Regions from separate parts of the Homo sapiens genome. Here region 1 is linked to region 2. The links are chromatin loops, found by intact Hi-C in ENCODE. Cell type or tissue: mammary epithelial cell. All regions are shown on one strand. Each heading gives the region's core, and the rest is flanking DNA. Links, peaks and the distances in the headings are about the cores only.

Region 1 (12,217 bases), core at 4,277-9,276, 1.0 Mb after region 2:
ATATTTTTTGACTTAATGTTATTTATGGTTGACTGAAGTAGACAATATATAGAATGCATAGTTGTCTTATACATAACTTCAGACACTATATTTATTTCTAAGTTTATTGACTAACTGTACATTTAAAAGCATAAACTCATATACATGTATTTCATTTGTCCCCACTTCAAAAGCTGTCTAGCACAGGGTCAAAGGAAAATATCTAAATATCTACAGTATATATAAGGTTAGAAAGCTCTCTGAGTAACAAGACTGCCTTAATTATAGAAGACAAATTTAGTACAAAATGTTTTTAAATAGTGGATAATATAAAAAACTCAGAATATGCCACACTCTATTTTTACTGTTTTATATGGATTACCTCATTTAAAACTTAACAATGATATTTAGCAATAGGTACTTCTGTTATCCTAGTTTTATGAGTTGAAAACAGTATGTGGAGTTTAGATCTTGCACTTTCAGTTGCTCAAGTCTTCTCATGTATAATAATTATTTCTTCTACTTTCCTTTAGCTCATATGCCCATGATTACATTCCTTATATTATCATCACTACTAGATGTGTCACCTCCAAAAGCTCAAATTGAAGTATTCTATTTTTTTTTTTTTTTTTACTACCACTTCAGATTTTTCTAAGTCACCTGCTCTGATTTTCCAATTTCAACAAGCCTGTTTTGGAACAATACAGAGATTAGCATGGCCCTGTGCAAGGCTAATTTAGAAATTAACAAAATGCTTCATATTTATAGGCTCACGAGTTGGGCAATTTAATGTTGGAATTGTATCAACTCTCTCCAAATTGATCTATAGATTTGATACAATTATAATAAAAATACCGCAAAATTCCTTTTTTTTTTTTTTTTAGGAACTTGAAAACAAACTCTAAAATTTTTGTGGAAGTGTGGAGGGCTAAAAAAAGCTAAGGCAGCTTGAAGACAAAAATCAAGAATATACGACTTGCTCTATAAGTATCAATGATAGTTATAAAGACACAATAATTAAGAGCAGGTGGTATTAGTGAAAAGGCAAAGATATGAATGACCATAATAGAACTCACAAAATGAGCTTCTTTGCTGTAGTCTCACCTACTTAGGAGACTGAGATGGGAGGGCTGCTTGAGCTTGCCACATAAAAATAAGCATTTAACTTTTAACAATGGTAATTCTGTAAAACATTAAAGGAAATAGTAATTTCAATAAATCTTGAAAAAACTAGTTATCTGTAAGAAAAAACAAAATTAAATAAATTCCTACTTTAATACACACACAAACACACACACACACGCACATGCAATCAATTCCAGATGAATCACAGACCTAAATTTGAAAAGCATACAAAAAAAGTTCCAGAATATAGTATAATAGATTCCTAATATAGTCTTTAGGAGCTTGGGACTACAGAGTGATTTCTTAAACAAGATGAAAAAAAAATTAAGCAAAAATAGAAAGACTGACAAGTACACTACATTAAAATTTAAAACCATGCTCATCAAAAGACAGTAGCTAAGAGTATAAAGGCAATCCACAGACAGAAAAACTATATATTTGCAACATATATAACCAATAAAAAACATACTCAGAACATACTAAAAACTCTTTAAAAGCAGAAGCAAAAGATGAACTAAAAAAGGAAAAACATCTTAAAAACCACTTCAAAAAATGCTCAAGCTTACTAGTAATCACTGCAGTAAACACAATCTGAAAATCACAATAAGATACAACTCATGAATCACCAGAATGGCAAAAATCCAATAGTGTAATAATACTAAGTGTTGGCGAGGATATAGATCAATAGAGTTCTTACAATTTGCTGGTAGGATTGTAAACTGTTAAGATAACTTTGGAAAACAATTGGTCATATCTCATAGATCTGGAAGACATAGTATAGTACAGCCTATTTCATGCACTGGTATAAACTCCATAGAAATGCTTATTTATATTTACCAGCATACATGTGCTTGAAGGTTCATAGTGCATAGTTCAAAACTACAAATAACCCAAACCAAAACATTCATGAATCTTAAAGGCAATTTTTTTCTTTTTCTTTTTCTTTCTTTTTTTTTTTGGAGATAGGGTCTTGCTCTGCCACCCAGGCTGGAGTAGAGTAGCACAATCACAAGTCACTGTGTCCTTGACATTTCAGGCTCAAGTGATCCTCCCACCTCAGTCTCCTAAGTAGGTGAAGTTACAGACACGTGCCACCATCACCCCTAGCAAATTTTGTTGTTGTAGAGATGGTCTTGCTATGTTGCCCAGGCTAGTCTCCAACTCCTGGACTCAAGCGATCCCTTGCCTTGGCCCAAAAGGGCTAGGATTACAGGCGTAAGCCACTGCGCCTGGCCAGAAAGCATAAGGTTAAGGGAAAGAAGCCAACACAGTAGGATACATACTGTATGATTTCATTATATAAAATTTAAAAATAGCAAAATTAACCTTTCTTTACTGATGTATGTTTTGGTAGTACTATTCTAAAGAAAGGAAGTAAATACTATGATATTCAGGATAGGTATTAAGACAGGAAGCAGGAAGAAATTTATGACCAAGAAGGCCTGTGTAGGAAGCTTTTAGGGAGCTGATATATTTGATGTCTTGATCTGAGTGGGAACTGCAGAGTGATTATCCTCCATTAATCTGTTAAGCTGGGTATTTATGTCTTCTTTGCTTTGTTACATATTAATAAAAATAAGGCATAATTATATTTAAATATTTGTGGAACAGATACCATATTTTAATATCTGTAGACAACACTTTGAAGAAAGAATTTAAAAACTTTCATAGAGCAACAACTTAAAACTGTAACAGAGTTGAGAGAGGGCTTCACAATACGGAGGAAACTTGAATACATTTACAAATCAATGAAACAAAAACTATACAACTGTGAGAAAAAGAGTTGCAATTTGAATCCAGAGAGGATGAAAGAAGTTTGGATCAGTCAAGGTAGCTGTTGGACACAGACGGCATTTTCAAAAGGATTTATTTGGAAGGAATGAAGTGTCCATAGGGGTGTGAACAGGGGAAGGAGAATAAAAAAAGGGTAGAAGAGGCACCCAAGGACTTGTAACAGCATGAAGTCCCTTAAGTTCCTAGGCATAAGGGGGCAAGAAGAGAAGGAATGATTCAGTCAAGTCCAACTGAGAGCTGAAGCAGAGCAAGAGGTATCACTCACAGGAGCCAGAAACCACATACAGAATCAGCTAGAATTGTAGCAAAGCAGGAAAAGTATAGGGATGGAGAAATAAATAGCCTGATCTCTTTTGCCTCCCATACTCTGATTTCTTCCAGTTACTGCCATTGTCTAAATCCCACTGAAAACCAGAGGGCCCGAGTGTCTGAGTGATGTAGCTTGAAGAGGCTAGACTTCTGGAACTTACAGCAGGGCAGCAAAAGGCAGAGAAATCATGTAGAGATGGAGAGGATCAAATGTAGAATAACTAGCAGGAGACTGAGAAGGAGAAAGTTTAGCTCAGAAAGAAATGTGGTTTAGATCAGAAAAGACAGTCCTCCTTAAGCAAGATGAACTGTAGAAATGCCTGTGTGATAATTCACAATTTCAGTGGAAGGGAAAGATAGTTGAGGGAGTTCTTATCTGATGACCTTAATCTCAATAAAATCAATACAGGGGTTACCTGCTTGTAGGACAGAAAAGCAGGGGCAGATTAGGATACCTGGGAAGATTAGAGGAAATTAGAAATTACTTTGGTGGGATATTTAGTAGGAAGTCAACGGAGAATGGGTGAGAGTATTGCTGAGTTGCACTGAAGGCCACTGGATTTTTTATATTATGAGTTTCTCTGTTAAAGCGTTTAAGAATATATTAAGCAAAATCACTTATGCAAAGGTGAAAATAAGTTTTCTTGATTTAACTGCTTCTAAGATAAACAAGAGTTTTCAAGGCAAAAATTGTGTCTTATTCATACCTATTCACACACTTATTTTCTTCCTCATCTGCTTGATAAACACTAAGCATATGTGCAGGCTTGTATGTGTGAATTCACACAAGAATGCACAAACATAATCTAAGACAATATGCTTATATGAATTGGCACTTGATATTTTCCTAATCAGGATAGGTATTTTTATTGTAATGTATTGTAATTAATTTAATGCAAAATTACATATAAGGAATGCAGGTTGTTTAGGTCCTGGGTTTTATTCCTAGTTTCACTATGTAATTTTGGTAAGTCAGGACGATATGTTCTTTAAGCTTGAATTCAGTAAGCATTCACTTTCATAAAACCATTCTAGGTAAGGCTATATGAAGGATGGTTTCTGCAGTTAATTATTTTATGGGAACAATAAGTATATATGCAAAAATATGTCGATGAGTTCAGAAATGTTTGAATGGTATGTGCATATGTATTTTTTCTTTACTAGTATTTCTGTTAATCTGTGTTCTGACTTTAATAATAAATGGCAGGATGGAGACAGAACAAGATGGCCAAATAGAAGCCTCCACTGATCATGCTCCTCCTAGTTTGTTCCACCAAATTGAACAACTATCCTCACAAAAAGCACCTTGATAAGAATCAAAAATCAGGTGAGTGATCAAAGTACCTGGTTTTAACTTCATATCGCTGAAAGAGGCACTGAAGAGGGTACAAAAGACAGTCTTGAATTGCTGATGCCACTTCTCCCCCATCCCCTGAGCAGAGGTTGCATGGCATGGAGAAAAAAATCTGTGTGCTTGGAGGAGACAGAGCACAGTGATTCTGGGACTTTGCATTGGAATTCAGTGCTGCCCAGTCACAATAAAAAGCAACACAGGACAGAACTTAGCCAGCATCCATGGAGGGAGCATTTAGACCAGCCCCAGCTGAAGGGGAATTGTTCATCCCAGCTGCTGGAACCTGAGTTCCAGCAAGCCCCACCATTGCAGGCTAAAGTGCTCGAGGGTTCTAAATAAACCTGAAAGGCAGTCTAGACCATGAGGACTGCAATTCCTGGGCAAGTTCTAGTAATCAGCTGTGCTTGGAGCCAGTGGACTTAAGGGGTGCATGACCTAGTGAGATAGCGGCTACGGTAGCTAAGGGAGTGTTTGCACCACCCCTCCGCAAACCCAGACAGCAGACCTCACAGCTCCAAGAGAGATGACTTGCTTCTGCTAGATGAAAGCCTAGGAAAGAGTAAACAGGACTTTGTCTTGCAACTTGAATACCAGCTCAGCCACTGTAGGATAGGGCACCAGACAGAGTACAGAGGTCCCCATTCCAGGCCTTATCTCTCAGATGACATTTCAAGACACTGTCTGGGCCAAAAGGAAACTTGCTACATTGAAGAGAAGAACCTAGTCCTGGGAAGATTCATTATCTGCAGACAAATGACACCCTGAGCTGTGAATAGTCAGTAGCAGTAGTCAGGCAGTACTTGCCTTGAGCCTTGGGTTTGACTCAGAGACCTGCTGGTTTCAGGTGTAACCCAGCACATTTCCAGGTGTGGTGGCTACAGGGAGAGACTCTTTCTGCTTGAGAAAAGAAGAGGGAAGAATAAAGGGAACTTTGTCTTGAAGCTTTGATATCATCTCAGCCACAGTGGGATAGAGCACCAAGTGGGCTCTTGGGATACCCAATGTCAGGTCTTGACTCTTGGACAGCATTTTTGGACCTGCTGTGGGGAAGAGTGAGGCCCACCTCCCTGAAGGGAGAGTCACAGGCCTGGAAACATTCACCATGAGCTGAGGAAAGAACCCTTAGGCCTTGAGTTAACATTGATGATAGCCAGGCAGTACTCTCCATTGGCCTAGGGTGGTGGTAGCCATGAGAGAGACTTCTCTGTTTGTGGAAAGGCAAGGGAAGATTGGAAAGACTTTATCTTGTGGCTCAGGTGCCAGCTCAGCCACAATCACTAGATTCCTAATGTTTCCAACTCCAGGCCCTAGCTCCTGAATAGCATCTCTGGTTCCACCCAGGGCCAAAAGGTACCCACCACCCTGAATGGAAGGACACAAGCCTGGCTGAGTTTGCCAATGATTGTAAAGCCCTAGGGCCATGAGCTAACATAGGCAGCAGCTAGGCAGTGGTTACTATGGACCTTGGGTGAGACCTACTGATATGCTGGCTTCAGGTCTGATCCAGTGCAAACCAGGAGTGGTGGTCACAGGGCTATTTATGTCACCCCTTCCCCAGTTCCAGGCAGCTCAACACAGAGATAGACTCTGTTTGTTTGGGAGAAAATAAGAGAAGAGAAGAAGAGTCTCTGTTTGGTAAACCAGAGACTTTTTCTGAATTTTATTAAAGACCATCAAGTCAGTACCTCTATGAATCTGCAAGAGCCACAGCATTACTGGGTTTGGGGTGCCCCCTAATGCAAAGAGGACTGCAGTGAACAAAAACTTAGATTACAAAAACATGCATGTCCCTTCAAATACCTGGAAAACCTTCCCAAGTAGTGTAGGTACAAACAGGCCCAGACTGTGAAGACTACAATAAATATCTACTTCTTCAATGCCCAGATACCGATGAACATCCACAAGCATCAAGACCATCAAGGAAAACATGACCTCACCATATGAACTAAATAAGTCATGTAGGACCAGTCCTGGAGAGACAGAAATATGCACCCTTTCAGAGAGAGAATTCAAAATAACTGCTTTGAGGAAACTTAATGAAATTCAAGATAACATGGAGAAGGAATTCAGAATCTATCAGATAAATTTAACATATAATGTGAAATAATTAATAAAAATCAAGCAGAAATTCCAGAGGTGAAAAATGCAATTGACATACTGAAAAATGCATCAGAGTCTCTTAACAGCAGAATTAATCAAGCAGAAGAAAAAATCAGTGAGCTTTAAGACAGTTTACTTGAAAATACACAATCAGAGGAGACAAAACAAAAAGAATAAAAAGAATGAAGTATGCCTACAGGTTCTAGAAAATAGCCTTAAAGCAAATTGAGTTATTGGCCTAAAGAGGAGGCAGAGAGAGAGATAGGGGTAAAAAGTTAATTTGAAGTTATAATGATAGAGTACTTCCCAAACCTAGAGATAGACGTTGTGATTGAAAGTTATAAAACGCCAAGCAGATTTAGCCCAAAGAAGGCAACCTCAAGAAATTTAGTAATCAAACTCTCAAAAGTCAAGGATAAAGAAAGGATCCTAAATACAGCAAGAGAAAAGAAGCAAATAACATACAATGGAACTTCAATATGTCTGACAGCAGACTTTTCAGTGGAAACCTTACAAGCTAGGAGAGAGTTGCATGACATATTTAAAGTGCTGAAGGAAAAACAAAAACAAACAAACAAAAAAAGAAACCCTTTTACCCTATAGTATAGTATAGTATAGTATAGTATAGTATAGTATAGTATAGTATATATAGCAAAAATACCCTTCAAAAATGAAGGAGAAACAGACTTTCCCAGACAAATGAAAGCGGAATGATTTAATCAATGCCAGATGTTCCTAGGAGAAAATGCTTAAGAGAACGCTTCAACCTGAATGAAAAGGACATTTATGAGCAAAAATAAATTCTCCGAAGGTATAAAACTCAGTAGTAATAGTAAGCACACAGAAAAACAGAAAATTATGACACTGTAATAGTGGCATGTAAGCTACTTATACTTTGAATAGAAAGACTAATGATGAATCAACAAAAGTAATAACTACTACAACAACTTTTCAAGATTATAGACAGCACAATAATATATAAATAGAACAACAAAAAGTTAAAAAATGGGGGATGAAGTTAAAGGGTAGAATTTTACTTAGTTTTCTCTTCACTTGTTTGTTTGTTTATACAATCGATGCTAAGTTGTCATCAGTTTAAAATAATGGGTTATAAGGCATTATTTATAAGACTCACAGTAACCTCAAATCAAAAAACATAAAACAGATCCACAGAAAATAAAAAGCAAGAAATTAAAACACCACCAGAGGAAATCATCCTCACTGAAAGGAAGACAGGAAGGAAGAAAAAAAGGAAGAGAAGACCACAAAACAATCAGAAAAGAAATAAAATGTCAGAAGTAAGTTCTTATCAATAATAACATTGAATGCAAGTGGAATAAACACTCCAATCAAAAGACATAAATTGGGTGAATGAATTAAAAAATGAAGACCCAATGTCTGTTACCTGCAAGAAACACAATTCACCCATAAAGATGCACATAGATAAAAAATAAAGACTTGAAAAAATATATTTCATGTAAATGGAAAAAATAAAAAGAGCAGGAGTAGCTATACTTATATCAGACAAAGCAGATTTATATACAAAAACTATAAAAAGAGACAAAGACAGTCATTACATAATGACACACTTCAGTAAGAGAATATAACAACTGTAAATATATATTCATCCAACACTGGAACACCCAGATATATAAAGCAAGTAACATTAGAGCAGCTACAAAGAGATAGACTCCAATATACTAATAGCTAGAAACTTAAGCACTACACTTTCAGCATTGGACAGATCACTTAGACAAAAAATCAACAAAGAAACATCAGACTTAATTCACACTATAGAACAAATGGATTTAATAAATATTTACAGAACATATTATCCATCAGCTGTAGGATACACATTCTTCTCCTCAACACATGGATCATTCTCAAGGATAGACCATATGTTAGGCCATAAAAAAGGTCTTCAAAATTAAAAAAAATTAAAATTGTATCAAGTATCTTCTCTGAGTACAATGGAATATAATTAGAAATCAATAACAAGAGGAATTTTGAAAACCGTATAAACACATGGAAATTAAACAATATGCTTCTGAATGACTAGCTAGCCAATGATGAAATTAAGAAGGAAATAAAAAAATTTCTTGAAACAAATGATAATGAAGATGCAACATACCAAAACCTCTGGGATACAGTGAAAGCACTTCTAAGAAAAAAGTTTACAGCTATAATAGCCTACATCAACAAAGTAGAAAACAATAAACAATCTAACAATACATCCAAAGAACTAGAAAAGCAAGAGCAAATCAAACCCTAAATGAGTAGAAGAAAAGAAATAATAGTGATTACAGCAAAAAATAAATGAAATTCGAATGAAGAACACAAACAAAATATCAACAAAACGAAAAGTCATATTTTTTGAAAATATATACAAATTTGACAAACCTTTAGCCAGACTAAGAATAAAAGAAGATCCAAATAGATAAAATCAGAGAGGAAAAACAAGACATTACAACTCATATCACAGGAATGTAAAGGATCATTAGAGGGTACTATGAGCTACATGCCAATAGATTGGAAAACATAGAAGAAATTAATAAATTCCTAGACACATACAACCTACCAAGATTTAACCAGGATAAAATCCAAAACCTGAGCATACCAGTAACAAGCAGGATTGAAGCTGTAATAACACATCTGCCAGCAAAGAAAAGACAAGAACCCAATGCCTTCACTGCTAAATTTTACCAAACATTTAAAGAAGAAATAATACCAGTACCACCCAAACTATTTTAAAAACTGAAGAGGAGGAAATATTTCCAACCATTCTATGAGGCCAGTATTATTCTGATACCAAAACTAGACAAAGACACATCAAAAAAAGAAAACTACAGGCTGATAAACATTGATGCAAAAATCCTCAACAAAATACTAGCAAACTGAATTCAACATCACACTGAAAAGATCATTCATCATGACCAAGTGGGATTTATCCCTGACATGCAAGGATGGTTCAACATACACAAATCAATCATTCCGATACATCATATAAATATAATGAAGGACCAAAAACCCACTGTTGGTGGGAATGTAAATTAGTTCAACCATTGTGGAAGAGAGTATGGCAATTCCTCAAGGATCTAGAACTAGAAATACCATTTGACTCAGCAATCCCATTACTGGGTCAATACCCAAAGGAATATAAAACATTCTACTATAAAGACACATGCACATTTATGTTTACTGCAGCACTATTTACAATAGCAAACACATGGAACCAACCCAAATGTTCATCAGTGATAGACTAGATAAAGAAAATGTGGTACATATACACCATGGACTATGCAGCCATAAAAAGGAACGAGATCATGTCCTTTGCTGGGATATGGATGAAGCTGGAAGCCATCATCCTTAGCAAACTAACATAGTAACAGAAAACCAAATACAGCATGTTCTCACTCATAAGTGGGAGTTGAACTTTGAGAACACATGGACACAGGGAGGGGAACGACACACACCAGGGCCTGTTGGGAGGTGGGGGGTGAGTGGAGAGAACTCAGAGGATTGGTCAACAGGTGCAGCAAACCACCATGGTACACGTATATCTATTTAACAAACCTGGATGTTCTGCACATGTATCCCAGAACTTAAAGTAAAATTAAAAAAAAAAAATCACTTTAATTATTTATGAAAAGCATTTGATAAAAACCAATATTCCTTCATGATAAAGACTCTAAAAAAACTTTATATAGAAAGAACATATCTCAATATGTATTGTCATGTATGACAGATCAACAGTTAGTATCATACTGAATGGGGAAAAACTGAAAGCCTTTCCTGTAAGATCTGAAACACAACAAGGATGCCCACTTTACCACTGTTACTGAACTTAGTACTGGAAGTCCTAGCCAGAGAAATCAGACAAGAGAAAGAAATATAAAGGACATCTAAATTTATTGAGGGAACCCACCCAACGTAGGTTCTTTCTATTTTCCATGAGTGTTGGCTGGCTGAGAAATAAAGAGAGACAGTACAAAGAGAGGAGTTTTATAGCTGGGCCACCGGGGGTGACATCACATATTGGTAGGACCATGATGCCCACCTGAGCCTCAAACCAGCAAGTTTTTATTAAGTGTTTTAAAAAGGGGAGGGGGTGTAGGAACAGGGAGTAGGTACGAAGATTGCATGCTTCAAAGGGCAAAAGCAGAACTACTAATAAGGGTCTAACAAAGATCACATGCTTCTAAGGGAACAGGACAAAGGGCAAAAGCAGAGCTACTGATAAGGGTCCAACAAAGATCACAAGGCAAAGGGCAAAAGCAGAACTACTGATAAGGGTCTACGTTCAGCGGTGTGTATATTGTCTTGATAAACATCTTAAACAACAGAAAACAGAGTTTGAGAGCAGAGAACTGGTCTGACCACAAATTTACCAGGGCGGAGATTTTCCCCACCCTAGTAAGCCTGAGGGTACTGCAGGAGACCAGGGCGTATCTCATTCCTTATCTCAACCACATAAGACAGACATTCCCAGAGCGCCTGTTTATAGACCTCCCCCCAGGAATGCATTGCTTTCCCAAGGTATTAATACTAATATTCCTTGCTAGGAAAAGAATTTAGCAATATCTATCCTACTTGCACATCAGTTTATAGTCTCTTTGCAAGAAGAAAAATATGGCTCTTTTTGCCTGACCCCACAGGCAGTCAGACCTTATGGTTGTCTTCCCTTGTTTCCTAAAATTCGTTGTTATTCCATTCTTTTTCAAGGTGCACTGATTTCTTATTGTTCAAACACACATGTTTCACAATCAATTTGTACAGTTAACACAATTATCACAGTGGTCCTGAGGTGAGGCATACCCTCAGCTTATGAAGATAACAGGATTAAGAGATTAAAGACAGGCATAAGAAATTATAAAAGCATTATTTGGGAACTAATAAATGTCCATATTAAAATGAAATCTTCACAATTTATGTTCCCCTGCCATGGCTCCAGCCAGTCCCTCAGTTCGGGGTCCCTGACTTCCTGCAACACAAATTGAAAAGGGAGAAGTCAAATTATTCTTGTTTGAGATGAAATGATCTTATATTAGGAAAAACCTGAAGACACCACAAGAAAACTATTAGAACTGATAAGCAAATTCAGTAAAGTTGCAGGAAACCAAATCAACATACAAAAATCATTAGCATTTCTATATGCCAAAAGCAAACAATCTGAAAAAGAAATCAAGAATATAATTCCATTTACAACAGCTACAAATAAAATTAAATATCTAGGAATCAACCAAAGAAGTAAAATATCTCTACATTGAAAACTATAAAATATTGATGAAAGAAATAACTGAAAAGGACACCAACAAATGGAAAGATATTTTAGGTTCATGGATTGAAGAAATCAACATTGTTAAAATGTTCACACTACTTAATGCAATCTACAGATTCAAAGCAATCGCTATGAAAGTACAAATGACATTCTTCACAGAAATAGAAAAAAAAATTCTAAAATTTATATGGAACCACAAATGACCCAGAATAGCCAAAGCTATCCTGGACAAAAAGAAAAGAACTGGAGGAATCACATTACCTGACTTCAAATTATAC
Region 2 (12,217 bases), core at 4,449-9,448:
AAGAGGATCACTTAAGCCCAGAGATGGAGGCTGCAGTGAGCTGTGACTGTGCCACTGCACCCCAGCCTGGGTGACAGAATATGACCCCATCTCAAAAAAAAAAAAAAGAATAAATGCAATTACCTTTTTAAAAATATTTTCTCTATGAATATAATCTTATATAGTCAAGTTTTTCTTGCTCAGAATGTGTCAGGAGATTTTGCAGAGGCAATGTCTCTTCCTCACTTAACTTTTTCCTGGATAAATCAGAGAAGTATCCTTGGAATTCTGGATATCAGTTTAAAAGGAAGTATTTTTCAAAAACTGCGATATTGACTTTGTATCCTGTTTCTCACCATTGCTTTCTATCCATGACAGCAAGAGAAGCTGCTTCTTCATTTCTAATTTCTAAGCCTATAATATCAGAAGGAGGGCAAGGAATAAATCAGGGATGAGATTTGATTGTACCTAATTACCTTATTTCCTTGTAAGGCAAGTTCAGGGAAGGAAGAAACTTGTTATTTGCCTCAATTGCTGTGTTTTCCTTTTGATTAAAAGAAAGTTTGCCAATGCTTAGTAATAAATATATTTTGTCTAGGTTTCTCTGGTATTAACAAGCCTATTATTCACATTCTCATGTGAACAACACATTTCACTTTATAATACTTCTTACTCTATTCAGGCATATAGTAGCATCAACAATGTAATATAAAATCTGCATACCAGGATGATACAATTTGTATATCCTAATGGGCCTTAAACGTAAAGAATGCTTTAAGAACTCTCCACATAAACATCTTCTCAAGTATATGTGCAGTTGTTCATCTCATCACTATCATTTCAGTGACTGCCTAGAACAGGTGCTCTATATATTTTTGTAGGTGTTTTCTTCAGTGAAACTCCCCTCAGACACAATCATTTCCTGCTGCTTTGCTGCTAGGCAAGCACCTTTCCCGCTAAGCTCTGCCAGTCTCTCACTGGCTTTTTCTTCATTTCCTACAGAGTTGTGAGAAATGTCGGTTCTCAGAGATCAGATGATGTAATTGTCTCTTGAAGTCCCTATTTTTATCTAGTAAAAACTCAAATCAACCCGAGTCTTCATTCACATCTATGAATCTATCCCTTGGAAGAAAATGGGGGAATTTCAGAGATATGTATCTTTGTAACTGTAGGACATGGTGTCTCCAAGTCTAATTTGCAAGTACACAGGAGCAAACATGTGTCTTTGAGGCTGAAAGACCCCATGACTGCCAAGATTGATGACAGTTGTCCTGAAAGTTTCATTACATATCATGCATTGCCACTGTTACCTCCCCGACTTCCACTACTGCTAGTGTAATTTACATAGCCGGAAATTAGGAAATGATCGAGGAGCACAAATATGACTGTGCACGAGTGCACAAAGCATGTCACCATCACAGAAAGAAGATACTCTCTTTCTGATGCATTCCTTTAAAAGATAGAAGATAATTTGAAAAAGTTGGTGCCCCTAAGGTGCCTGGCATAAAGGGCGTGATCTCTGTACAGTAGGGTTACCTTGGTCAGACACTCGGGCAGCCTAAAGCAGCTGAGGCTCTGACAAAGTCACTCATCTCTCACGCTCGTGGCACCTCTGTCATGAAAGTTGGAGGCATGGGGGTAACTTTGCTGAAGGCTGATGGATTCACTTCATCTAGCTTGTTAACTTGCCCAACTCATGGCCACTGATGCATATCTGTGGTAAAACCTCCAGGATGCTAACAGCATAATAAATATTCGTTCAATGAATGAATTCCTAGTGCTACAATGTAAAACACTGCCTTTCTAACTGCTGTATATTCTCAAACGACAATGTTAGTGTGTGGACTCCACATTTTATCAGTCTTTAGATTTATTTTTATAGCCAGTTCTCTATGGTGCAAACTGCTACCAGGAAAACTGGGTCAAAAGTTATCTATCCTCCAGGAAAGTAGACTTTGATAACAATCTGGCTTCTGTCAGTGCCAATATAATTAAACAAAGGGATTATGGAGAATAGATCAGTGGTTGCCAGGGCTTAGAAATAGTGGGAGGGGGTGTTGTGTGGAAGGAAGGGTGAGGTGGTTTTTATAAAAGGGCCACATAAGGAACTTCTGTGGTCACAGAGATATTCAGTATCTTAACTGGGATGTTGAATGACAGATGAGATGAAATCATATACAACCAACACACACACAGGAGTAAAACTGGAGAACTTTGAATAAGATTTGTTGATTGTATTATTTTCAATATCTTCATTGTGATATTGCTACCACTGGTGGAAACTAGGTTAAGGGCACACTATTTCTTAAAACTACATGTAAATTTATAAACTTCTTAATAACAATGTTAATTAAACATTAATACCCCAAGGAAGGAGACTCATGCCCTACCTCCTGTCTTTTAATGCCCTCCCATACCTCTAGGTAGATTCTTGGATGCAAATATATAAAGCACATTGCCAACTCTGTTGGCAATATCCAAACTATAAAGGATAAAGGGTACTTTGGAGATAGGGTATATAAATATAACTACTATATCAGAACCCAGGTCTTGGCACAGATGAAATATCCTATTTCAAGTATTGGAGAAAACTATACTACACAATATCTCCAGAGAATTTAAGGACAATTTAAAGAAAGCAAGCATGAGAATAAAATGGAAAAATTATAAATGATGGAAAAAATCATATTGCTTTGTTTTTATATTACCTCTATAATTTTAATCATTGTATGACTTTGAGAATTACTTAATCTTTATGATAATTTGTTGTCAAAAGAAAAATAGTATCTTCTTTCATAGGTTTGTTGTGGAGGTTAAATAAAATGCTGCCTGAGAAAGCACCTTGCACAATCTCTGATACATAGTAAGAACCTAATATATTTTGGTTGGATTAGAATTGTATCGACTGACAGGAAAAGAAACAAACAAATATAACATAAATCGTTGGAAAGAAAAAGAGGAAGAAAAATTTTTTTTATTATTATACTTTAAGTTCTAGGGTACATGTGCACAACATGCAGGTTTGTTACATATGTATACATGTGCCATGTTGGTGTGCTGCACCCATTAACTCGTCATTTACATTAGGTATATCTCCTAATGCTATCCCGCCCCCCCACTCCCACCCCACAACAGGCCCCAGTGTATGATGTTCACCAGTCTGTGTCCAAGTGTTCTCATTGTTCAATTCCCACCTATGAGTGAGAACATGCGGTATTTGTTTTTTTGTCCTTGCAATAGTTTGTTCAGAATGATGATGTCCAGCTTCATCCATGTCCCTACAAAGGACAACTCATCCTTTTTTATGGCTGCATAGTATTCCATGGTATGTATGTGCCACATTTTCTTAATCCAGTCTATGATCGACATTTGGGTTGGTTCCAAGTCTTTACTATTGTGAATAGTGCCTCAATAAACATATGTGTGCATGTGTCTTTAGAGCAGCATGATTTACAATTCTTTGGGTATATACCCAGTAATGGGATGGCTGGGTCAAATGGTATTTCTAGTTCTAGATCCTTGAGGAATGGCAACACTGTCTTCCACAATGGTTGAACTAGTTTACAGTCCCACCAACAGTGTAAAAGTATTCCTATTTCTCTACATCCTCTCCAGCACCTGTTGTTTCCTGACTTTTTAATGATCACCATTCTAACTGGTGTGAGATAGTATCTTATTGTGGTTTTGATTTGCATTTCTCTGATGGCCAGTGATGATGAGCATTTTTTCATGTGTCTGTTGGCTGCATAAATGTCTTCTTTTGAGAAGTGTCTGTTCATATCCTTTGCCCACTTTTTTTTGATGGGGTTGATTTTCTTATTGTAAATTTAAGTTCTTTGTAGATTCTGGATATTAGCCCTTTGTCAGACGGGTGGATTGTAAAAATTTTCTCCCATTCTGCAGGTTGCCTGTTCACTCTGATGGTAGTTTCTTTTGCTGTGCAGAAGCTCTTTAGTTTAATTAGATCCCATTCGTCAGTTTTGGCCTTTGTTGCCATTGCTTTTAGTGTTTTAGTCATGAAGTCCTTGCCCATGCCTATGTCCTGAATGGTATTGCCTAGGTTTTCTTCTAGAGTTTTTATGGTTTTAGATCTAACATTTAAGTCTTTAAATAATGGAAATCAGCATCTTACTGGAAAACTGTTAGATAAATTAAAATTGAAATAAAAGCTAAAGTCAAAATATCAAAATGTGATATTTGGATCTTAGGCATGATATGCAACTGCTTGAGTGACATTTATCCTTTTAGTTTAATTTTGATAAATCAAATCATTATAAAATATTATTTTAGTATATCCAGTTATTATTATATTGCATGACACATAGTGAGGGCTCAAATTTTTTTAGCAAACAAATTACTTACTTGATAGCAGGTCAATTGAAAAAAATAGTGGGCATTAATAACTATGAGCACTGCAAAGTAACTTCAAATAATGGAATTAGACTATATTCCTGGTAAATATTTAAAAAAATAATAATCTGATATCTTTTATTTGGGAGTTTTGGGTACTATGAGGTAAAAAGGCAAGGGAACAATGTTGTAAAATCTAATAAATCATATAAATATTTATAAAATATGGACCCTTAATTTAAAAAATTCATCTTTGTCATCTAGTCATTTGACAACAGAAGACATTCTTACAGAAGATTGAAGATAACTATCCAGACACTCTCCAGAGGAGAGAAACTAGATGTCTCATGGTATGGTCCATTTGATAGGGTGTTCCCTATGGTAAAATCCAAACTCACATTTGGTTTCAACATGGAAGATATAAGTTATTTTATCTTTGAGACTTGGAGTGGGATTTTACAGGAGAGGTGATATTTGAGCTGGATTTGAATTTTAAATAGTACGAAAAGGAAGATTCTGTGAACAAATATATGGAGTTTATAATATTTTGAGAGAAATCACTAACAGTACTTTGTGGGAGCAGCGTAGTTTATGTAGATGGAAGAGAAAGCTAAAAAGTATTTTGGCTCCAGATACTAAAGAACCATAAAACTCATGAAAGTACTTTAAAGCATGAGGGTAACACTAGATGTATGTTGCATAAACATATTTTTCACTATGTTGAAGAAAGATTAAGAAAGGGAGACAAAAATATGAGGAAGATCAATGAAAAGGTTATTAAATTAAAAAGGGTACAAAATGATAATGGCAATTGAAGAGAAAATTAGCAGAGAAAGCCAATTCAGGAAAGTGTGTGTGTGTGTGTGTGTGTGTGTGTGTGTGTGTTTCAAATTGATAGACTTCCAAAAATAGCTAATTATTTAAAAGAGAGAGTGCAGGAAATGAGAGAAACAGAGAAATCTTACTGTGTGCTTTTTTAAAAAAGGTAGATAGTGATAGTATTCATAAAGATGATAATAATAGTAATAGTAGTAGTAGTACATGTATTATTAGTAATGGTAACAGTAATTACTTACTGTACCACAAACTCTATAAACTGAATGGCGTCATCACCATTTGTCAAGTGACATTGAATAAGTTATGTAACTTCTATGAGACTTATTTATCTTTAAACAGGGTAAGATCATCTGGCATATAATTTAAGTGAAATTAAAGATCTCCATTTTAAAAATTAGAGAAAAAGTCACTTATCTGATAAAGAGTCAAGGTATAATTTCTAAGTGTATTATTCTGTCTATAAGGGAAAGAGAAGAGTGGGGAGTTGGAGAAGGATTAAGAGATAGCGGGATGGAACAATCACCATGAGGATGGTGACGGTGTTGATGATGATGGTGACGACAATGGTGGTGATGATGATACTTGTAGAGTCTATGTGAGGAACCATACGAGTATTTTACATATATTAATTCATGTATCACTACTGAGAAACCTATAAATTAAACACTGTCATTATCATCTCCAATTTAGAGGGCTCCATGGTGGCCCCCAAGTAGATATGTCCATATCCTAGCCCTGGAAACCTAGGAATGTGATTTTCTTTTTGGAAGAGAGGTCTTCTCAGATTTTACTACGTTAAATATTTTGAGATGAGACTATCTTAGATTACACAGATTGGTCCTAAACATGCCCTTACATGAGATAGCAGAAGAAAAAGCCATAGGAAGACAGAGGCAGAGATTGGAGTGAGGTAGTCACATGAAATGCTGATGGCCACCAGAATCTGGAAAAGACAAGGAACAATTCTCCCCTAGAAACTCCCCAAGAAACTGCAGCACCTTGATTTTGTGTTTCTGGCCCACAGAACTGTGAAAGAATGATTTCTACTGTTTTCAGCAAACCAGTTTTTGGTAGTTTGTTACAGAATCTCCTGAAAACGAATGTGCCAATTATCAATTTATTGCTTCTTACGTCCAAATTCAACCTTCCTTTCTGCTCTGTGGAAATTGTTGATGGGCTCTGAATATTTCTCCTTTGCAGTTGGAACAATATTAAGCATTGCCAGTAGGTGGCAATGGACAGACATTATAGGAAGAAGGAGCTTCTCTTCTCAATCCTGGTGTTTTCCTCTCATTTATCCTGCTCCTTCTTTATCTTCTCTTCCTCTTGTTCCTCCTTCTCCTTCTCTTCCTCCTCCTACTCCTTCCCCTGCTTCCTCTGCTTCTCCATCCTTTGTTGCTTTTATGGCATGACTACCAGTGGTTTCTGTGAGCATCCAGTGGAATTCTCTGGCATTGAGTTTCAGCTGCAACCCCACAGGAAGATTCCCAGTGAGACTCCAAGATGCCCCCAAGGTAGACCTCCCAATCTCAGCCTGCCCATACTTCAAAGAGTTATTGCTTGTTTGTTGAATCTGGACACAATTCTCCACCCACCAGCCTCTGCCTAGATAATGTGACCAACTCTGTCCCAGGACTACCCAGTGAACTTCACAATCCATTTGGCTATAGCCCCATCTTCTCTAATGAGTTCTGAATCACAACTGTAGGGAGTGTGGACCCCTTACAAGTTAATTCATTCTTTAGGTATGCTCCTCAGCCCTAGGGTATTTACCCTTTATAAGTAATTGTGTATGGTTCATAATTCTTTATGTTAAATAGCCCCTTTTCAAATCACTATGTGGATCCTGTCTCTTGATTGGACCCTGACAGATATATGCATTTTACATAAGAGAAAACTGAGGCACAAAAAGGTTAAATGACTTGGCCAAGTTGACTCAGCTAGTAGTTGGCAGAATCATTATTCAAACAAACTGGCTTTGACGTTTGTTCTCTCAGCCACTGGTTTGTACCAAACTGACAAGAATGAACTAGATATTTGACATATTAAATTAACTATAGAGAAATATAGTATTTGATTATAGATGCAGTATCTGGGTCATATTTATATTAGTTATTTGACAATTATAATGTATAGATTAAGAGGGGTAGAGGGAAGAATTACAGATTTAGATAATATAAATAAAATAATCTATCATTCCAAAAGAAGTGTTTGGAGTAGTGAGTAAAAACAAAAAAGAGTGGCTCACAGGTTGGAGATGCCCACAAATTTGTTTCATTTGTCCTATAAAGTACTGTCCTTCATGGTGTCTTTGAAACATTCTACTTAGCTCACAACATTTTAAATTCGACAGGTTTCACATAATAATACAGCTTTTAGCTTCTCTGAAGAAAATTAGAATATCACAACCTCAGAGAGGCCTGCTCAAACTGTTAAAAATTATTTCATATCATTCCACACTATTTTGTTAGTTCTGTACTTTGTTTTTTTGTGTGTATTCTTTTGCTTATTTTTATATTATTTATCTTTGTCTGTTGATATAAAAATTGTGTGAGACTGTGTCTTGTCTTGTTTATATTTGTTACTACTGTTACTCAGTACCTAGAGCTATTTCTGATATATATATCATCTCAATATTATTTTATTAAGATTATAGAATCAAAAGCCAATATGTTGTGGGTAAAGGGCAAGTCAGTGAAGGTAGTAAATACAGATTACTAAATATATCAAAATGGCTTTTTATTTTAAAAGAAAAATAACAAAAAATTATGTTGCATACTTATATATGCATGCATTCTGTTATATAAAATATTTTATTTTTTGTTAATGAAACACATTAGAAATATGGAAAGATAATGACTATAACTTTTGATGTTTAATAAATATCTTGCAAGAGCATCTTCCAAGACTTGAACTAAATTGATCTATTATCAAATAACAGTCTAACAAGACATTCCATTTTTTATTGCTAAACTACTGAAATTAAATTCTATACACATACAAAACAACAAAGCACCAATAATAGTCATTACATTCATTCCCAGTTGAATCTTAAATCTAAAAAAAAAAAAACATTTCCTAGTGCTAAAGAACTTTTTTTAAAATTTCAACTCTTTTATTCTTGAAAATTCCTACATGATCAATTTCTAATAACTTTTTAAAAATCATATGTCTGGATAGTTCCAATTTTCCTCTTTTTATAATATTTTCACACTTTGAAACATATCACCCATTTTTATCATACCATTTCTCTTTATTAAAACCTTTTGCTTTACTCTAAAAATGCAACTCAATAATTTTAAAGATAATACTTTTAAAGAAAAGGATTATGTCATATGCTTATTCTAAAAACCACTTTTGCATATTAAATGATGCCTTTATTTCCATATTAAGATACAGAAATAAGATATATAAACTTCTTTATGTAAATATATATTTATATGAGTTATACATTTGCTAAATTATATTTTAGATTTTTTAATTTATCCATTATTAATCAAAAGAGAGGCTACTGCTGAGACTTAATGACAGCTTCTCTATGGTGTTCTTGCAAAAAGATAAATGAAAGACAAGTCAATATTACTTTTTTTCATCCATAAATAGATACAGCCATAAGTATAGATATTTAAATTCATGAAGCTTATATATGCTGAAGAGATTATTCATCGCCATTCTTTGGTTAAAATTATTTTCTGGTCATGAGGAATCTATTTTTTTTATTGTATAAAATCATGTATTTTGACAATTCAAAAATGATTTAATCTCCTATGTTTTTCTCTTATCTTTGTACTGCTTACCCATATTTATTCCCCCATGGAACATTTTACTCTCTACTTTATAATCTCATCTTTTTTCGAATTGTCAGCCTACATTGACCTCTTTAAAATCTGAAGACTCACCTAACATGTATTTGTTTGAGAACAAAGATCTCCTATGTAGTAACTGTCTCAAATCTTCCATTTGCTCTACTTTTTTCACCTTTGCATAAAGGCTGTTTCTCTCTTTGAGAAACACAGTTTCTCAAAGAGAAATACACAGTTGTTGATTATCACAGTTGTTGATTATCACATGGAAAATGGAAAAGGCCATAACTAAATACACTCAAATTTTGAGTTTATTATAATGGAATTAAATAATTTAAAAACAAATCAAGTCTTTGAGTACAAATCTATCATAGCCATAAAAATCCTGGCTATATTTCTAGTCTTTTCAACTCCACTTCTAAAGAGAGATTTAGGTATACGCCACTTAATCTCTGTTACATTATATAGTTAAATATGCAAAAGAATGGATACTGGTAGTGTATAGGTATGCAAAGGTGTCTACAGTATATAATTGAATGCATGCAAATATTTATAGTATATACTTAAATGTGTAGCAATACATGTAGGAGAGATTTGCATATATAGATTATTGTTAGAAACCTTCCAGAATATTTAAAACAAACTTCAAGACTTATATATAATTTTAGAAATTTAATTCTAGCAAAATTTTTAGGAGGTAGGTACTCATTAGCATACTGGAATGAAAATTGAGTAAACCTAAGAATAGGGAGATTAGGTAAATTGAGTATGGCCTCTCAGTAAATAAATCATGGTGCTGAGATTTAAACCAGGCAAAGTAATGCCAGCATTTATCCTCTTAAATATTATACTATACCATGACAAAATTCAGAAAATATTATTTGATTTCACTGATCAATGGATGGAGTGTCTTAGATATAAATAATAATTAACTATGAAAACACTGATATGTACAGAGAAAGTACATAAAAGCTCATCACAGTTTTATTCTTGTCATTCCTAATTAGCTTTAAACTTAGGTATAAACCTAGAATAAAGATAGCTTTTGAGCAAAGCTGAAACTAATTATGATGGTGTCTGTATATTATAACTTATTTGCCACTTCTCGTTTGCTGAATATCTCTGAAAATAATAAGAGTTAAGGCCGGGCGTGGTGGCTCACATCTGTAATCCTAGCACTTTGGGAGGCCGAGATGGGCAGATCACCTAAGGTCAGGAGTTCAAGACCAGCCTGGCCAACATGGTGAAACCCCGTATCTACTAAAATACAAAAATTAGCTGGCATGATGGTGGATGCCTGTAATCCCAGCTACTTGGGAGGCTGAGAGAGGAGAATCACTTGAACCCGGGAGACAGTGGTTGCAGTGAGCCGAGATCAGGCCACTGCACTCAGCATGGGTGGCTGAGCAAGACTTCGTCTCAAAAATAAATAAATAAATACATAAATAAGAGTTAATTGCCACATAGAAAGTACTTAATATATTTCCAAAGGTTGGGGAAATTTTTCCACTATTAACCATGAGAAAAGCCACTGCTGTGACTTAATGGTAGCTTCTGGTTGTTGTTCTTGCAAAAAAAGATAAATGAGACACAAGTCAATCTTACTTTTATTCAGAGTTGAAATGCTGAGATCTGTTGACCTATTTACTATATAATCATAAAGCGGAGATGAGAACTACAATAGAATTCATGTCTTGAAGAGTATGAACATGTATGAATCTTACTTCAGAAAGATTATTTTCTGCACCAAACAACATTATAGAATATGAAACACAATAACACTTGGTCTCTTTTTGTTCACCGCAAATATATCTTCTTTCCTTGCTCTGTGCTCTGTTGTAAAGTATGGTATGGTCCTGTAATCCAGCTTATATGTGAGGGTATAGAAGCAAAGTTAGAGGAGAATTCTTTGTAACCTTTCATTCTTCAGTTTTAACACCTCTGTTCTTTGCCCTCAGGTGGAAACAGATTCTCATATACATTTCACTGACTCTTTAATTTCCTAGCCTTGACTTGGAATCCATTTTACAGCCTCATAATTCTTTTAGTTTATAGTATCAAAAGAGATGTCATCAATACTTATAGACCTCTTTAAATCATTTATGAAATCAGAAAGTATAGGATAGGTCCCTTTTCAGTGCTTGTATAAGCTCACATGCAAGTGATTATATACAACATTTTCACAGCAGCTTCTCTCCCCTCCTTCCATCTTCAGGTTCCAGGACAACAGTTATAAACCCTTTTGCTATGACTCTCATAAATCTGTAGTAATAGCTTTTTTCAAAATATGCATCATAACAAATGTTAACAGCAATATATGAACTGATAAAGGTATACTTTCTTAATATCAATAGAATGTAAATATATTATAAAGTAAACATGTATTAAAAGTTTAACAGAAACTAGATGTTTCCTTTTGCACCAATTTATTATCTAAAAGCAAGGTAACAATCTCCTTGAGCTTGACAAAGAGAAGCTTTTTTTTTTTTTTTTTTTTACTTCTGAGAATCTCTCTGTATCTAGGATTTGTGTTTTCCTTCATATTTATTTTCTCTTATACTTACAATACTTATAAGTATAACATGCAATACATCTGAGTCAGAATTCCTGCCCTACAATTTATTAGTCATGGTGATACTGAGCAAGTTACTTGACTTAGAATATATTCCCTCTTCTCTTATAAAAGGTTAATAATACCCACTTCATAGAATTTTTATAAAATTAAAACAAGTTCAAACACTTAAAATACTTTGTAGAGTGTTTAGCATATATTGTACTCATTTCATAATAGTAGGTGCCACTGTTATTGTTTGTGACATTGTGAGATCTAAAATGGCTTTAATCAATAGCTAGTATAATCTTAGAAAAAAAGAATAAAAAAACCCTCAACTTTTAATTTATTACAGCCTTACTTCTTTTCATCTGGCTAGCTAAAGTTCTGTTCAGCAACTTCCATAGAAGTACAATGATATATATAGATATATAGATATAGATATAACATATATGTATGTATACTCATATGTAGTCATTTATAAATATAAATATAAATATAAATATAAATAAATAAATACATAAAACCAATGATAGTTATAAAGCTTAAAGTGAATCCAGAAAAGTTTTTCTCATTTTCCCATAGGGCAATTGGGGGTCCACTGTCTGAAAAAAAAAAAAGGCATTGCTCTATAATAAGTGCCATGCACTTAAGTAGTAAAATTACGCTTTAGTGGCTAGAAATACTAAAGAATATT

Evidence for each region. A loop is a pair of places that touch in the nucleus more often than their neighbours do. Peaks named below come from ENCODE experiments on the same cell type or tissue, not always from the same donor. Only the 100,000 strongest peaks of a DNase experiment are listed, where the experiment ranks them.
Region 1: it touches region 2 in a loop (8-fold over the local background); 4 of 110 quality-filtered maps call a loop at or near these places.

The regions. Positions count from the first base shown.
Region 1 is chr12:59,439,201-59,451,417 of GRCh38, reverse strand. It overlaps the pseudogene RNU6-871P. Among named protein-coding and RNA genes, the nearest start is that of LINC02448, 79 kb to the left of the region's middle. In mammary epithelial cell, for the core only: a CTCF peak has its summit at 6,299 (motif pointing left); no DNase peak of the experiment used is centred there.
Region 2 is chr12:60,488,628-60,500,844 of GRCh38, reverse strand. No RefSeq gene overlaps it. Among named protein-coding and RNA genes, the nearest start is that of SLC16A7, 900 kb to the right of the region's middle. In mammary epithelial cell, for the core only: a CTCF peak has its summit at 6,385 (motif pointing right); no DNase peak of the experiment used is centred there.